Linked DNA regions of Homo sapiens: all the other regions are linked to region 2. A link is a contact called in ENCODE Hi-C data. All regions are on one chromosome and are shown on one strand. The core of a region is the stretch at or near the end of the contact, and the rest is flanking DNA. Distances in the headings are between cores, read along the strand shown. Region 1 holds the start of RNASEH1-DT (RNASEH1 divergent transcript). Region 2 holds the start of ACP1 (acid phosphatase 1). Region 3 holds the start of EIPR1 (EARP complex and GARP complex interacting protein 1).

Region 1 (2,700 bases), core at 18-2,517, 3.3 Mb before region 2:
TCATGTGAATGAACTTTTTAAAAAATTAGTATCCTTCAAAACTGTATTTGCTCAGGCGTTCTGATGTGAGGCCCTCCTGACTCTCCAGGTGCGGGTGCTTCTCTGCTCTGTGTCTCTCACCTCCAACAGCTTGTTCTGCCTGCGCACTATTTGCTGATGTGTTATCTCCGGGGATTCTCGAATTTCTCACCTTCATCCCCAAGGCCTGACAAAATACATGGCAGGTGTGCAAAAGGCTTGTTAGAAGACCTTAAGAAAATTAAAGAAAAGTGGTTTAAAAATAATTCGAATAACAATGTTTGCCAATGGAGACTTTTTTTTTTTTTTTGAGACGGAATCACGCTCTGTCGCCCAGATGCAACCTCCACCTCTCGAGTTCGAGCGCCTCTCCTGCTTCAGCCTCCTGAGTAGCTGGGATTACAGGCGCAGGCGACCACGCCCGGCTAATTTTTGTATTTTTAGTAGAGACAGGGTTTCATCATATTGGCCAGGATGGTCTCGATCTCCTGACCTGGTGATCCACCCGCCTTGGCCTCCCAAAGTGCTGAGATTACAGGCGTAAGCCACCACGCCCCTCCAACCCATGAACACTTTTAAAATTACTTGATTTGCTTACAGAGCAAAAGGTCAAATGGGGAGAATTCTAAAAGTTACCTTCTCAACTCAGTTTTCTCCCGGGTCGTGGTGCTTGAGGCACTGGATATCCCCTGGTTAAACACCCACGTGCAGTGGAGCAGGGAGGGGACGCGCCCCTTCGGGGGTGGGCGCCCAAGGCAAGGGGAGGAATGCGGCTTCCACGGCCTCCCCTCTCGCCCTCCTTTGTGCTTATTCTAATTCATGAATTCTAACATCTTTCTGCCCACTAAAAAATGTGCATTCATTCATCTGGCCACAGCCCTTACTGTAGATCCGCATCCCTGGAGCTCTCGAGGAGCCGCGGTTACCGCACGTGGGTGCCGGGCGCCAGGGGGTTCAAGGGCTTCCCGCGGTGACCCGAGCACGCCGGGGCGTGGCCCCCGAACTGCGGCCTGGGGGCGGGGAGAGAAGGGGCCCAACATGGTCCATCTCGACCTTCCTCTGCCGGGCCCAGGGCTTCAGCCCCGCTCCCATAGGCCCCGCCCCATCCCAGACCTCGCCCGCCTTCGGGATCTCAGCCCTGGCTCCGCTTCTTCAAGTACCGACAGGAAGTTGACGAGTTCGGGCTCGTCAGGGGCCGAGCTCCGGGCTCCGCCCTACGACACCGCCCCTCCCTAGGCCCCGGCCCTCATCAGGACTCCGCCCAGACGTGCGTCATCTTCCCGCGCCGGTGACGGAAGTGCGGTGTTGAGCGCCGGCGGCTCGCGCCCACGCTGGGCCGGGAGTCGAAATGCTTCCCGGTGCCGGGAGTGAGCGATGAGCTGGCTTCTGTTCCTGGCCCACAGAGTCGCCTTGGCCGCCTTGCCCTGCCGCCGCGGCTCTCGCGGGTTCGGGATGTTCTATGCCGTGAGGAGGGGCCGCAAGACCGGGGTCTTTCTGACCTGGTGAGTGGCCCGCCCGCCGAGGCGCCTCCCTGCCGGCATCGGGGTCGAGGGAGGCCGGAGCCCGGCTAACCCCGGCGGCGGGAGCCTGGCGGTCCGAGTCTGTGCCGCGCGCTGTGGCTGTGGGTGGTCGGGGGACCGCCTCGTTTTCCTGCTCGGCCGGCGGGGTTCCAGGAGGCTCATGGCCTGGGACTGGAACGCACCGAAGACTTGTTTGAAATATCAGAAACGTCGCGTAAAGGTTAGGGGTGGCCTAATAAACCCTGTGTTTAATCCTCCATCTTTGTTGCAGTTAAAGTGCAACAAAAAGTGACACGTAATCAGAACGAACCCCCGTTACCAGAAGACTTTCCGTACCAGCTAAATTGGGATTGGAACTCAGTACCTAATCTTCCCTTTTAAAAAAGGCAAATTCTAATAAGCCAGTATTTGCAGTTGGATCCTTGTAACAACCCTTGGAGGTGAGAGGGATTATTCTCACTTTCAGGTATAGTTCTTGGGGTCAGGAAGTTCCCAGGGCATGTAACTGACAGAGAAAGGACTTGAGCCCAGCTGTTCTGACTGTACCACCAGAACTCTTCCCACTACAAGATACCAAAGTTCGTTACCTGTGTTTCCCCATGCACGGCAGCTACAGTATTGAGGAAGAAGCATCTCAGAAGTTGACCTTTTTGTTGTAAAGAAATGGTTAATATTTTTTTCAAAGACCGCAGTATTTTGTTATGCTTTGAGTTTGACGAAAGCCTTATGGTGCTGGTGTGCTGGCTGGCTGGCATACAGTAGAACACAGGTGTAGAGTCTGACGTGCAGGATAAAACTATAAGGTGCGACTCTGCCCTTTTCACGCAAAAATTGGTCCTCTATATCCAGTTTGCATCCTCAGTTTCAGCTAACCATAGATCAAAAATATTTGGAAAAAATTAAAATAGAATACAGTTTTAAAATACGCATAAAAAGACAATACAACTATATAGATTGTATTAGGTATTATAAACTAGAGATGATTTAAAGCATGCAAGAAGATGTGTGTGGGTTATTTGCAAATACACCATTTTATGCAAAGGACTTAAGCATCCTCTGATGTTGGTATCTGTGATGGGGTGGAGGACTTCCTGGAATCAGTCTCCCTCAGATACCAAGGGACAACTGTATTTCCAACCTTAAGAATCTCAATAAAAAAGGG
Region 2 (2,700 bases), core at 55-2,554:
AACCTAGTCAGCGTTTATCATATATTGTCCTAAAGCTGAAAACAAAATGAAAAATAAGCCACAGTTATTGCCATCGACAAAATTAAACTCAGCTGGGATTTCAACAGACTATCAAATAATTATAGTAAAATTTGTGTAATAAAAGATGTCGATAAGGAATCACACCTTTTCTGTATTACATCTTTTACTATATTACACAAATTATAGTAAAATTTGTGTAATAAAAGATGTCGATAAGGAAGCAACTCATGATCTGGGAAAGCAAAGGAGGAAATATTTAGGTTTGACTTTATAAAATAAAAAGGCTTTCCAGGCAAAATGCATAATGGGCACCCAGCGATGAAGGCTCAGTAAGCATGTGAAGTGCTACCGAACAACGAAAGGTTCTGGAAGGCAGTGTCCCGAGGGTGTGAGCAGGAAAAGGTACAGGAGATAAAGTGAGGAGTCTGTAAAAATAAACAGAAACTGCAGGAAATGCAAACTCACAGAAGGTTTTAAGTAACCGGACTACTGACAATTTAGGCCTTCCTCTCAGGGTGGAGGCACCGAGGAATATAACCTTGTAGTGCTACACCAAAGGAAGATCCCTGAAGACCAAACGGAAAATAAATTATGTTTGAAGTAAGGCAAGCTAAGTGTTGAAATTCTAGGAGTGAAAATAATTTAAGCTGGAAAGTTCCTGAAAAGCCATTAATAAAATACACTTTCATTTTTCATGGGCCAAAGTTATATAGGGACCTCCAGGTCTCCTTTGCTTGGCTTTTACAATCAAGAAACCCGAAACCGTAAAACTTCATCTCCCTTTAACTCAGATCCCTATCTAAGCATGGGCTAAGGAAACTAGCAAACAAAACAATGTTGTCATAGGACTCAGGAGGCCCCTAAGAGACCACATCAGTCCGACAACCTCCAGGCCTACCTGGGCCCATTGGAGGGGAACGAGAGGGATTCTAGTAGTCGCAAAGAAAGTACCTTGGCTTGTAGGGGCTGTGGCTGCAGATGCCAAGAGCCCCGGATATATGGCAGGCGCGAGGGGACCCAGGTTTAGCGGGCAGGCTGGGCGGGTGCACGGGGCGGATGGGGAACAGGGGCGCTGCGGCACACTCCTAGAACACCCTAGGCCTCCCAGTCCCTGGCCTCCTCCCCCTCATGGTTCCTAGGCCGGCGGCACAACCTACAGCGCACAAGCCCGATCCAACTCTCCAGAGGACGTCAGAACATGAGTAAGTCGGCGCCCTCTTACCCAGACACACAAACAGCACGGACTTGGTAGCCTGTTCCGCCATCTTCCCGCGCGCAGAGGCGCCGAGACACCGCGGCGTTCCGCACGCCGACGCGGCGCAGGCGCACTGCCACCCTCTTGCCCCGCGCGCCTGCGCAGTCCCGCACCAACGCCAACAGGGCAGCGCGTGTGAGAGCCACGCCTGCGCAATCGGCTCCAGTGCGCCTGCGGAGGCGGTCCTATGACGGTAGTAGGACGGGCGGGGAGGGTCCGCGGGTCACCTGCAGGGACTGGGCCGCCGTTCACCTGCAGGGGCGGGGCTGCAGGTTGTCCGGAGGAGGAGGAGCTGCGGGGGTGGGGTCACCTGGAGGGAGTAGGGCCGCGGAAGGCGAGGGGGTGTGTGTGTGTGGTGGCGGGGGTTGGCGGGGGGGAGTCACCTGGAGGGGGCGGGGCTGCGGGTCGCTTGGAGGGGAAGGAGCCGCGGGAGGTAAAGGTTACCTATAGGGGACGGGGCCGCAGGAGAGGGGTACCTGGAGGAGGAAGGGCCGCGGGTCACCTGCAGGGCGGGCTCAGGCCTCGCGGCTCCGCGGGCCGCCCACCTGGGTTGGGGCACAGCGCGAGTCTCGCGCACGTGGCGGGCTGTGGTGCCTGTCGTTCGAGTTCGCATAGAGGGGCTGGGCGGGTCACGCGGGGAACCTGCCTTGAGCCCCGCGGGGTCCACGCCGGACCAGGGCGGCCTTGGGCCTGGGCGCTCCCTGAGACCCCCACCCCCAACACCGTGCTTGGAGCCGCCGCGGGGCTCTGGGCTTTTCGATCTTGAGGACGGGGCGGTTCCGAAGTCCCTGAGGGCGAAGGCCTGAGCGCGGCCCGGCGGGCGCGTGGTTTTTGTCCCGCGAAACGTACACGGCGGGTGTTTTGCGCCGCCTCCTTCGTCACCTGCCGCAGGTACGCCCTCGCTGGGGCCTCCTTGTCCGCGGGGCGGGGCAGCGCGCCTTCCTCTTCCTGGGCAGCCTCGGGACGGGGCGCCGCGGCCGGGCGGGCAGCAGTGAGTACCCGGGGACCCACCTGTCCGGCAGCACCCTCCCCTCTCAAGAGCTGGGCGGTGGTGGGAGGAGGAGGACGGGAAAACCGGCGATGCCTCTGGGGTTTCTAGGTCGCGCGTCTGTTAACCGCAAACCGCCCAAAGTTAAGATAGAGCAGCTTCCAGGACTTTCTTGACCACAGCGATTTTGATTGAAGTTTAGCCACCGTCTTTTCCATTTTTAGAAAAGCTATTCCGAAGTTTGGAATGATGACGATGGTCGTGTTATTTTTAACTTCCTGATATTTGAACGGCGAGGTGTCAGCGACCATCCTTCCGTTCCACAGAAGCGTCTCTGAAGTTTGGGTCGAATGCGCGCGCTTGGAATGTGCGTGGAACCCGCGGCAGGCGCGGGGAGGAGGCCTTGGCTAGGGCGCCGGCGAGGTTCGAGTTTGCC
Region 3 (2,700 bases), core at 59-2,558, 3.1 Mb before region 2:
GTGCAGTGGCGCGATCTCGGTTCACTGCAACCTCCGCCTCCCGGGTTCAAGCGATTCTCCTGCCTCAGCCTCCCGAGTAGCTGGGATTACAGGCGCGTGCCACCACGCTGGGCTAAGTTTCGTATTTTTAGTAGAGACGGGGTTTCACTGTGTTGGCCAGGCAGGTCTCGAACTGACCTTGTGATCCACCCTCCTCAGCCTCCCAAAATGCTGGGGTTACAAGCGTGAGCCACCGCGCCCGGCCTGCTCATTTGATTTCTCATGTAATCTCTAAAATTTCATACACTCAACAGATACTCATCCAGCCTTAACTCAATACCACGCGCCTTGCCCAACTGAGCAAAACGAGACCCAACCATTTCCGTCACGGAGATCAATAAAGGGTAGAGGGGAAAGCTAATCACAGAAATGGAGGAAAGGTGCGTGGTCCTGGAAGCCCCGGTGGAACCAGGCTAGCGGCGTGGTTCAGCTATGATGTATTTTGGAGTCCTTGCGATGCCATTTCTGCTGGCCCAAGGCCAGGGCAGGCACTTTGAGCAGGATGCGAAAGAGGGGCAGTCTCTCCACCACAAGTCTTTAGTCTTTGGAGACCTCTAGGAACCCCAGGGCCTTCCCTTCCGACTCCCATTCGGAGGCATATGCAGTCCAGGACCACCAGTGGTGCGGTGCCGGCTTTCATAACCCCATCCTTGGTAGTGCTTTCTTTGCCACACAGTGCTGGGCACCTGCAGAAATGCATTAGGCATGGCCCTGACTTAGGGCACCTTGGGCCGAACCTAAGGGAGTCAGCTCAGGTGCCCATCCTGGCTACCCAATGGACCAATGAGCGCTGCGACTGTGTTACTCAACTTTGCAGCGTCTCATCGGTAAAATGGAAGTGTAACAGCTTATTCATAGGGTTGGATGAAGCTCCTTATGGCAGTGCGTGTGAAGCGCTGGCCCAGCGCTCAGGAACGCCAAGTACATACAAATGACAATACATGGCGGCGCCCAACTACGGCGTGAGCGATTCTTAGATGCGATGGCTAGCTAAGGCTAATCGCCGCTTGCTCCCGACGGCCTGCGCTCGGAGCCGGCCTCCACCCACAGCCGGCCTCCGCGGCCCGCTCCGCCCACCAACTTATTTCCTCTGGGCCGGGTTCTCACCTCCAGGAGTCCCCGCGCTGAGAGCCCGGATGTGAGCCCAAGTGGCCATGCGCACAAGCCAGCGCCGCTGCCATTGGTCGCTGGTGAGGAACAGATTGATGACACATCCGAAAAATAGGAAGTGGCCACTACGGAAGCTGTTCTGGGCCAGAAAGACTTCCAGTTTGGAGTCGTTTGCTGCGGGGAGGGAATGAATGGGCGCTGGGAACACGCCCGCGAGGTGGGGACGCGCCGGCCGTAGCGAGGTCCTTAGCGTGTGAGTGGCCGGGGTCGGGTCGCTTCCCCGCAGCATGGAGGACGATGCACCAGTGATCTACGGGCTGGAGTTCCAGGTGGGTCACTGGGAGGGCGGCAGGTGCTGCTCGGCCTGGCTGTTGATAGCATGCGCGGTCCCATGGTGACTTCGGTTTGCAGATCTCCCACCAGCCCTGCAAGGACCCGTGTCTGTTCCCTAGTTCCCATTTTGCAGAGAAGTAAACTGAGGCTTTAGGAGGTTAAACGGTTGTACTGGATAACAGGGTTGGCCACAGCCGGCCTGCCTCCTTCCCCTTCACATCCTGTCCCGAACATGACTTCTGACCTGGAAGTTATCACTCACTTTGGTGGACTCATTTATTTACACGCCCACCTTTTCCTCTAGAATTTGAGTTCCTGAAGGTAGGAACTGTATGTTGTTTAAAATAAAAATGTTTGATTTTGAAACAATTTAAAGTATTTAGAAGAGTTGTAAAAATACATAGAAAGTTCTTCTTTACCCTCCACCCAGCTTCCCTTAATGTTAACACTTTACATAACCATCGTACATTTATCACAGCTTAGAAATTAACATTGGTACACTAATATTCAGTAAACCACAGACTGTCTTCGGATTCAACTGTTTTCACACTAGTTTTTTACCTTGTATTTTCCAGTGCCTTTTCATGACTGTCACATAGTAGGTGTTCAACAAATGACTATGAACCGAATGAGCCCCCAGAGCATAAGCAATGCACATGGTAGTTCAGGACAGCAAGAAAGCTGCCGTGGATAGAGTAAATGCGTCAGGGGGAATGAGGTAGGGGATGAGATGAGCGGGGGAGGAAGATGAGGATTGTGTAGGGCCTGTTAGAGCCCTGTCCTGGTTTTCATCTATTCAAGTAGCTTTTGAGAATGTGTTATGCCTAAAGCACTGAGGGACAGATAGAGAGATAGAAACACAGTTCACTGCCATATGAAATACTTGATACATAATTTTGTGCAGCAGTATGTGTTAAAGATATAAATGATGTCTGCTTTTTTTTTTTTTTTTTGAGATGGAGTCTTGCTCCGTTGCCCAGGCTAGAGTGCAGTGGCGTGACCTCGGCTCACTGCAACCTCCGCCTCCCGGGTTTAAGTGATTCTCCTGCCTCAACCTCCCAAGTAGCTGGGATTACAGGCACCCGCCACCACGCCCGACTAATTTTTGTATTTTTAGTAGATACGGGGTTTCACCATCTTGGCCTGGCTGGTTTTGAACTCCTGACCTTGTGATCTGCCTGCCTCAGCCTCCCAAAGTGTTGGGATTACAGGCGTGAG

Evidence for each region. A loop is a pair of places that touch in the nucleus more often than their neighbours do. Pooled maps may share reads with other maps.
Region 1: a map of CD14-positive monocyte shows a loop between it and region 2 (10-fold over the local background). The contact joins the promoter of RNASEH1-DT here to the promoter of ACP1 in region 2. A Hi-C loop is called at or near these places in 1 of 168 maps with a recorded cell type or tissue (CD14-positive monocyte), 1 of 37 single-sample maps with no recorded cell type and 10 of 50 pooled maps.
Region 3: a loop to region 2 is called in a map of CD14-positive monocyte, with 13 times the contacts of the local background. The contact joins the promoter of EIPR1 here to the promoter of ACP1 in region 2. A Hi-C loop is called at or near these places in 3 of 168 maps with a recorded cell type or tissue (CD14-positive monocyte, CD4-positive, alpha-beta T cell and naive thymus-derived CD4-positive, alpha-beta T cell), 3 of 37 single-sample maps with no recorded cell type and 13 of 50 pooled maps.

What each region holds. Positions count from the first base shown.
Region 1 is chr2:3,556,953-3,559,652 of GRCh38, reverse strand. It overlaps RNASEH1-DT (RNASEH1 divergent transcript), which reads right to left and starts at 1,267. Exons shown (of 3, transcript NR_038429.1): 1 at 655-1,267; 2 at 1-205. RNASEH1 (ribonuclease H1) reads left to right here and starts at 1,320. Exons shown (of 8, transcript NM_002936.6): 1 at 1,320-1,520. The coding sequence starts at 1,393. RefSeq lists silencers at 869-1,188, 1,559-1,658 and an enhancer at 1,219-1,468.
Region 2 is chr2:263,551-266,250 of GRCh38, reverse strand. ACP1 (acid phosphatase 1) reads right to left here and starts at 1,304. Exons shown (of 6, transcript NM_004300.4): 1 at 1,244-1,304. The coding sequence starts at 1,286. It overlaps SH3YL1 (SH3 and SYLF domain containing 1), which reads left to right and starts at 2,219. Exons shown (of 10, transcript NM_015677.4): 1 at 2,219-2,267. The coding sequence starts at 2,267. RefSeq lists an enhancer at 1,194-1,243 and silencers at 1,594-1,673, 1,744-2,323.
Region 3 is chr2:3,376,426-3,379,125 of GRCh38, reverse strand. EIPR1 (EARP complex and GARP complex interacting protein 1) reads left to right here and starts at 1,308. Exons shown (of 9, transcript NM_003310.5): 1 at 1,308-1,478. The coding sequence starts at 1,437. RefSeq lists enhancers at 1-466, 467-983, 1,255-1,304, 1,325-1,504, 1,525-1,804 and a silencer at 1,025-1,084.